Linked DNA regions of Homo sapiens: region 2 is linked to region 1. A link is a contact called in ENCODE Hi-C or POLR2A ChIA-PET data. All regions are on one chromosome and are shown on one strand. Each heading gives the region's core, a stretch centred on a gene start or an enhancer-like site at or near the end of the contact. The rest is flanking DNA. Distances are from core to core; before and after follow the strand shown. Region 1 overlaps GIGYF2 (GRB10 interacting GYF protein 2). Region 2 overlaps GIGYF2 (GRB10 interacting GYF protein 2).

Region 1 (4,093 bases), core at 1,041-3,540:
ATTTCCAGTGCATTTTGCTAAGAATGTGTATACATAACTTGTTCTCTAACATATAATGCTGACTGTGGTGTTCTGGGCTCACTGGCATAAAGTAAATGTTGAAAAGATGAACTCATAGGAGGGAATTCTAGCTCAGTGAAGAAAAAAAACCAAATTCTTTTGTTAGGTAAAATGACTGTCAAAATAGGTATTGAATGTATTTATTTATGTATTTGACAAAATGATTAGCTTCAGTGAAAACCTCCTTTTAAACCTTTTGTTAATTTTTTTTTTTTGATATGGGATATTTCTGCAATTTAGTATCATACTGATCTCTTTTTTCTTAAGTAGTTACAGTAAGTAAAATTTTGGCATTGAGACAGGTTCCTTATGCATTTCTCCTATTTTTTTTGGCTCTAAACTGTTTCTTTTCTATCTTAGACATTACCTGCTATCAATATAGATAAATTATTCTGTAACAGCATTACTTATAACTGACTATACCCTTTCCAAACACCTGTAGTTTTGTTTTGTTTTGTTTTTGTTTTTGTTTTTTTTAAGAACAAAGACAAAATTACCTGTGATAAAAGCCTCTAGCATGAGGCCTAGGAGCATTTGTATGGCAAGTAAGGCGATTGCACTTGGACAGTCACCACTGGGGAACATGGTACCATAACCAATTGTGAGTTGTGTCTCCAGGGAGAAGGAGAATGCAGCTGTGAAACTGGTGATATACTTGACACAGATAGTGTGGTTTTCAGGTGGGGCATCATGATCTAGTTCCAGATCACCATTCATCTCAGCCAGAACATACCAGAGCACTGCAAAGACAAGCCAGTGGACAACAAAAGAAGCAGAAAAGACCAACATCATCCAACGCCAGCGCATGTCCATTAGGATTCCCCAAGCATCTCGAAGATATGCAAGACCTCTTTGAGCGCCATCCATTTGAAGTGTGCTGTGGCCATCCTTGGTGACCATCCTCCGGTATCTTTGACTTAGGAGAGGAGCAATAACTTTGCAATTACTGCTGTCCATCTCAGGCTGTATTTCTCTAAAATCAAGAGTAAATTAGTAAGCTCTTAACTGTTTTATAGTTAATGTTTGTGAATTTGGAGAGCTCATGGACTTTCTGCTTTCTTGGGAATGCTTCTCTAACCACAACTTTGCCAACTCTCTCGCTTTTCTCTTCACGTTAGATGGCATTTACTAAGTCATTCATTTGGGAGCTAATTGTGTGTTACCTTAAAATATCTCTTCTATTGTTTCTTTGAATGACAGTTAAAACATTGTTTAACACTTAAACATTTTCTAAGTATATTTTAGAATTCCTGTAGGTAGAGATTATATACCCCTGTGTCTTCCTTGCACAAGTCCGGGTGTCAAGCATTTATTGATTTGACCAAATATTGTGTATAAAGACTAGCATTTCATAGTTAATTTATAATTATGCATTATTCATAATTAAAAGGGGTATGTTTAAATATGTAAGTGTTCTTCTGTGTAAATAATTAGAAGTCATTTGGAAGCTTATTATTAAACTGTCTGCAAATCCTTTGAAGCCAGATTTAGTATAGGACAAGGCTTACATTTGTGGTAAGCTTTTAGAGGTTTGTAGTTCTAATGTATGCTTTATAATTAGCCTATTCAGAGTTTGATTTATTGATTTGTATTTTTAGAGACAGGGTCTTGCTCTGTCTCCTAGGCTGGAGTGCAGTGGCACAATCATAGCTCACTGCAACCTCAGCAAATTTTTAGAATTTTAATTTTTGTTGGTACTGGGCTCAATATATTGCCTAGGCTGGTCTCAGACTCCTGTTCTCAAGCCATCTTCCCACTTCAGCCTTCCAAAGCGCTGGGATTACAGGGGTGAGCCACCATACCTGGTCTTATTTAGAGTTTTATGATTAGGCTTTATTTGTTTTTGTCACTTTGCAACCATGTTCGTGGATTCTTTCTGTCCTGGATGATGGATTGCTATCTCTTTGCATATTCTAGGCTCTGATTAGATTGGGGGGTAGAAAGAGAATTGTTTCTTGGCAAAATAAGAAATTCCAGGAAGACATTTCTGGATAGCATTAGCTTTAAAAGTAAGTAAACTAGAAGAAAAAGGTTGAATAGTTCAATGAACTAAAATAATCATTAAGGGGTTAAATAAGAATTTTAAAAAGATAACATTAGTATAATTAGTTTTCTGCTGCAAACAGTTTTCATCAGTGGTTATCCTTTTCTCAAGGTGGTGAGTAGAAATCTAATGTGTGCCTTCCTTGTAATCATCCTTGCGTATGACAAAGGTGTCTTAAGACTTTAGTGTAGCAGTTACTAGGAACAGAACAGGAAATGCAGCTTTGCTTCCCTTGAGTGAGCCTCTCTTGTTTGCTACAATTCAGGACTATGAGTTTATATTTGACTGTCCTCTTTGCTTCTTCCTTTAGAGGTAGATACCCTTGAGAGTGCTGCATACCCACTTCCTGCCTTTTAATGGGGCTTGAGAAGGGCACTACAGACTTGTGGAGCTAGGTTGTTGCTTGGGTTTCCTAGTTCCTATATCTCGGGACTTTGAGGCTTTGGAGACTGCCTTTCTGTGTTGTTGGAATTGGATATTGGCCACCTGGGTATATACAACTTTCTTTTGCTCTGAGGTAACTTAACATTTATTGGTGATTAGAGACTTTTTTTTGTATTTTCTTCAGATTTGAGCTAATGGAACACTGGGATGATTGTTCAGTTTATTTAGGTTAGATGGCGATTTCAGTTTCATATGATATAGACTTTAAAAAATCTTAGTGCATTATTTTAATGTTTTATAACTTATTACCCTAACAAGTTGTCATAATCATTTAGTGTATTCTTTTTTCTTGGCATAGCTACTTAATGACCCTTATTTTGTTAGATTATTTTTAAATGTTTTAGGAGACCTGATCTCTACGCTTTGGAAACAACAAAATCTTCATAGGCACTGTGATAACTGCTTTCATACTGTATTATCTCTTAATTCTTCAGTATCTCAACAAGATAGCCATTGTTCCCATTTTCAGATGAAGTCACTGGTGCTCAGACAGATAAAAGAAATTTACACAAGGCAAATAGGAGCTTTGGATTATTTGGATGGTTATTCAAGTCTAGCTAACTTCAAAGCCAGTTAATTTTTTTTTTTAATACAGGAAGCGTTTGGTGAAATAACAGTCTTTCCAAAAATGATTGATATTGCATTCTCAAGAAGGTCTTTGATAGCCAAATTTCTAGCACCTTTAGTAGATGCCTTTCTTGCCCCTGAAACTGTCTCAAGTATCTGTATTAAACCATTGTTAACTTTGTTCATGATTCTTTAGATAGTAATGATTAATAATATTAGCTAATATATATATTGTTTAGCATGTGCCAGGAATCATACCAAATACTTCATATGTACAAACTGATGTGAAGCCAGTGGCACAGAGTAAGCTCTCAGTAAAGTATTAGTTGCTTTATTGTTATTAAAAACGTGTCTGGCTCCCAGCACTTCGGGAGGCCGAGACAGGAGGATTGCTTGAGTCCAGGAGTTAGAGACCAGCCTAGGCAACGTAGTGAGACTTTGTCTCTATTTAAAAAAAAAAAAAAAAAAAAAAAGGTGTCTTAAGTTTCACAGTAATAAGTATCACTATTAGTCCCATTTTACAGATAACGAAAGTGAGGAACCAGGCATGGTGACTCATGCCTGTAACACTAGCACTTTGGGACGTTGAGTCGGGAGGATTGCTTGAGGTCGGGAATTCAAGACCGATCTGGCCAACATAGCGAGACCCTGTCTCTAAAAGAAAAAAAAAAAAGAAAGAAAATGAGGTATAATGAGGTAGTAAGTGGTGGATATGAATATTATACATTCTGAGTCCAGAGTTAGTGCCATATTGCCTCCAAAACAGATGTTTGACCCTGCTTAGCCTTTGTGAATAATACAGTTTCATTTGATTAGTTTTGTTCAAGAGCCGCTCCAGAGTGTTTGTTCTTCAGTAATGTTTATTGGGTTCAGACCTATTATTTGTAGGTTAGAAACAGATATTCAGTTAGGAAAGACTTCTTTCAAGACTTGAAGATTATCACAGTCTGAATTATTAGATAGTCCAGTTGTGTTTTG
Region 2 (4,093 bases), core at 1,153-3,652, 37 kb after region 1:
GTAATGCTAGTAGTGATCTTTCTAGGGCTCTGACACTGGGGTACTGTTGGCAGGGAAACCCTTCTTCCTCTTGGGCTGCTCTTGGACCCTCTCAGTAGTGTTCCTTTTGGAGGTCTTTCACCTGTACCTCATTTTTTCTTCTCCAGGTTGGACTGTCTGGTGACGGGCTGTAGTTAAAAGTTACCATAAACCTTTTTTTTTCTTTTTAAAGAGATGGAGTCTCGCCATGTTGCCCAGGTCAGTCTCAAACTCCTGGGCTCAGGTGGTCCTCCCACCTTGGCCTTTCAAAGTGCTGGATTTTAGGCATGAGCCACTGCACCCAGCCAATAAACCTTTAGTGTGGACACTGCATTTCTACAGTAAAGTCACCATTGACTTATTCATCAATTGTATATTGAGGGCCTGTGCCAGGCCTCGTAGTAGGTTCTTAGGAGATGAAGATGAGCAAGACCTAGCCTCTGTAGTCAAGGGAGTGTGTAGGTGAGGAAAGTGGCTTTTTTTCCATTTTGTTTCTTTTAAATGTTGATCTTAACCCAGTATTTGATTTCACAATCCACTAATGTGTTGAGACCTATAGTTTGTGGAGAGCAGTGGTCTAGAATGGAAGATTCCTAGGTGAGAGGAATTATTTCTCACACCATCCTAGTTGTTTTAAGTCACAAGAAAAATTATACTGTGTATTGCAGCATGTAAATTTAACTTATATATCAAGTTTAAGCCTTATTTCCCTTCTCTGAAATTAAGATGAGTTTTGATCTTACACATCTCAGAAGCTAAAAGCTCATCTCTTGGATCTTGGCATACTTGGAGTAGTCCACTTCCCAGTTTCCGGTTAGAGGAGCTGAGCCTCAGTCATACCTGCATAGGAGGGAAACTGTGCAAAGCCCTGCTTCCTGTCTGTCATTGTCTTTGACCTGAATATTGTTGATAAGAAGAGAGCCCCACTTCATGATGAATGTATACCTTGAAACTTAGTTTTTCATGTAGACATTTTAGATGAACCTAAGGTAGTAGCTATCCTCCAGTATCGAAAAGCAAGAAAAACGTCTCTGAATTTCAGGTAATCCCTACCCTAAGAAATTGTGTATCAAGTATCTTATTTCAAACTATAATCAATATATAATAAAGATATAAACTCATGATTTACCTATTTAGTCTGTCATACTTACACTTTTACTTCTGTTATCTTATACTTCATGTTTCTTTCTCCTAATTTTAACTTTTTATAATTTAAATTCCAGTCATATTATTTCACATATAAGCTAAAAAATTGGTTTTATTTTACTACAACTTATTTTTTCTAATTCATGATGTATTAATAGCAACAGAAACAGTTTATTTTGGGGGAGAGAGTTATAGTTATCAAAGTTTATATACATACATATACATATATACATACATATATATATATTTTTTTGAGACGGAGTCTTGCTCTGTCACCCAGGCTGGAGTGCAGTGGCGCAGTCTAGGCTCACTGCAACCTCTGCCTCCCAGGTTCAAGTGATTCTCCTGTCTCAGCCTCCTGAATAGGTGGATCTACAGGCATGTGCCACCACACCCAGCTGATTTTTGTATTTTTAGTGGAGACGGGGTTTCATCATGTTGGCCAGGCTGATCTCAATCCCCTGACCTCATGATCCGCCTGCCTTGGACTCCCAAAGTGCTGGGATTACAGGTGTGAGCCACCACGCCCGGCCTCTTTTTATATTCTTAACATCTTTAAGATACATACTGGCTCCCTGCATTCCTTATATACCATTATAAAATTCTGTAACATTTCCTTTGACCTTTAGATACTTTTACATTTTTCTGTGTTATATCCAGTTTCTCTAATTTCTACATTATCTAATTATACAGTCTTTCAGTTACAGTAATAACTCTGAAGTACAGTTGAACATTCAGCTTTAAGGGCAGGAATGGAGAATGGCAGCTGAAATAAGGACCCTTTCTCACCTTAGGGAATCTTTTGTAATATTGACACCACTGTTTCCACTAGATGGTGTTGTTTAGTTTTTAAAGATGTCTGAGTTTTTATTCAAGTGTTTGGGTAAAAGGGTAGAGCTGGGAGGTAAAGGTCTTAGATTCATTTTGATTTCAGATACCTGTACTAAGTGGCTTTTAGGTTCTTTGCAGTTTATTTAATGGTATTTATTTCCTCACCACTTCATTCCTAGGGAGAGCTGGACCAGGAACGACTGACCAGGCAGCAAGAACTCACAGCCTTATACCAGATGCAGCACCTGCAGTACCAGCAGTTTTTAATACAGTAAGAAGAGTAATGCAGTAGGATGTACTGCAGCATGAAAAAGGACTTTAAATAGAATCTGCTCTCAAGTCTCACCTTTTACAGTAGAGAGGACTAACGGCTTATATGGCACTTCAGTCACCCAGCTAGTGGCGTCTTGCCACCATACCTTCTAATTTTAGTGTTGTCATTTATTTATTTATTTATTTATTTTTGAGACAGAGCCTCACTCTGTCATCCAGGCTGGAGTGCAGTGGCATGATCTCGGCTCACTGCAACCTCTGCCTTCCTGGTTCCATTGATTCTCGTGCTTCAGCCTCCTGAGTAGCTGGGACTACAGGCGTGTGCCACCACGCCCAGCCTATTTTTGTATTTTTAGTAGAGATGGGGTTTTACTGTGTTGGCGAGGCTGGCCTCGAACTCCCAGCCTCAAGTGATCTGCCTGCCTCGCCTCCCAAAGTGCTGGGATTACAGGCATGAACCACCACTCCTGGCTTATCTTACTTTTAAATACCAGAAGTTTAGAAGATGACACATAACTTTAATTTTGTAAGCTCTTTAGTTTCTAAGTGCCTCCTGAGTGGCTCAGCTTTGAATGCCACAGAGGAAAAAAAATATATATGTATATAAGCGAGAGGGTGGGAAAGAAGTTAAAGTTAATTATTTTAGGAGTGGTGTGGAATGATGGCAAAGTCAGTCAGGTTTTGTTATGTCCTTTTTGTAGAAGAAATAAGATTTGCTGTTCTTGTGGTGCAGAGGTTGGCAAAGTCTGACCTTTGGGCTAAATCTGGCCTGCTCTCTATTTTTATATTTATAAGCAAAGTGTTACTGAAACAGACACACCTGTTGGTTTGTAGGATGTATATTGCTGCTTTTGCCTTATGATGGCAGAATTGAGTAGTTGCAACAGAGAGTATATGAGCTGCATAGATGAAACTATTTACTCTCTGGCCCATTACAAAAGTTTAACCCTGATCTAGTGAAGAAAAATTACCTAAATTTTTCCAAGTTGAAGACGATCAATGTATGAATTTTTATAGAAGTGTTACATTTTTTACAAAGGGTACGTCATATGGTTAAAGCTACTAATTTGAATCTGTTTCATTTTTCATTTGATTTCTGATAAAAGGTTATCTTTGGAGTTTACCAATTTTTGACATTCGTGATTTTAAAAATATTTTCTCTGAATAGACCACTTTGCACTGAATTGTGAATTTTTTTGCTATCCTCTTTCACTCGGAAACACGCCATCTATGAGTTCAGTTCTTTCTAGAATGAAGCATAGAATTTTCTATGTGTCTATTATCATAATGAAGAATTATAAAATATATTTGATAGCTATTTCTAATAATGTCTCCTGGGGGGCTTTGAATTGAACTTTGTCTTTCAGCATCTCAGCCATGTGAACTAAGTGTGGATTGACAGGTTATACTTTTTTTTTTACTTTTTGAAGACAACAATATGCACAGGTTTTGGCCCAACAGCAGAAAGCAGCACTGTCTTCCCAGCAGCAGCAGCAGTTGGCACTTCTTCTTCAACAGTTTCAGACCTTGAAGATGAGGTTGGTGGTCATTCCATTATGTGTCATATGGGGTGCATGTGTTGTGAAAGAAAGAGAAGAAAGGAGAAATTCTGGTATAGTGTGTGATTTCTGGCACTGGAACACTCCCAACACATACCTGCATGTTGTATGTAAAAAAGTATATTTTAAAAAAATATTTCAGGTGGAGATAAGCGTTTATTTGGTCTTTTACTCATAGATATAAATTTTGATTAATCAAAAGACCAAAGAATAATGGGAACTCTTGAGAAACAGTGTCATCTTGTGGAACCTGCGACAGAAAAACT

The links. A loop is a pair of places that touch in the nucleus more often than their neighbours do. ChIA-PET counts read pairs that join two places held with the same protein, here RNA polymerase II (POLR2A). Pooled maps may share reads with other maps.
Region 2: POLR2A ChIA-PET joins it to region 1 with 16 read pairs in activated T-cell. The contact joins two enhancer-like sites. A Hi-C loop is called at or near these places in 2 of 168 maps with a recorded cell type or tissue (Calu3 and PC-9), 1 of 37 single-sample maps with no recorded cell type and 3 of 50 pooled maps. POLR2A ChIA-PET finds 5 or more read pairs at or near these places in 7 of 52 experiments (A549, BJ, MCF 10A and 4 more).

The regions. Positions count from the first base shown.
Region 1 is chr2:232,770,346-232,774,438 of GRCh38, forward strand. The region is part of intron 8 of GIGYF2 (GRB10 interacting GYF protein 2); the gene reads left to right. KCNJ13 (potassium inwardly rectifying channel subfamily J member 13) reads right to left here. Exons shown (of 3, transcript NM_002242.4): 2 at 558-1,033. The coding sequence starts at 1,017. Among named protein-coding and RNA genes, the nearest start is that of KCNJ13, 4.2 kb to the right of the region's middle. Within about 2 kb of position 2,291, at least 3 of the 41 ENCODE cell types and tissues checked have a DNase peak (open chromatin) inside an H3K27ac peak, as active enhancers do.
Region 2 is chr2:232,807,546-232,811,638 of GRCh38, forward strand. GIGYF2 (GRB10 interacting GYF protein 2) reads left to right here. Exons shown (of 29, transcript NM_001103146.3): 16 at 2,175-2,266; 17 at 3,699-3,806. Among named protein-coding and RNA genes, the nearest start is that of KCNJ13, 33 kb to the left of the region's middle. Within about 2 kb of position 2,403, at least 3 of the 41 ENCODE cell types and tissues checked have a DNase peak (open chromatin) inside an H3K27ac peak, as active enhancers do.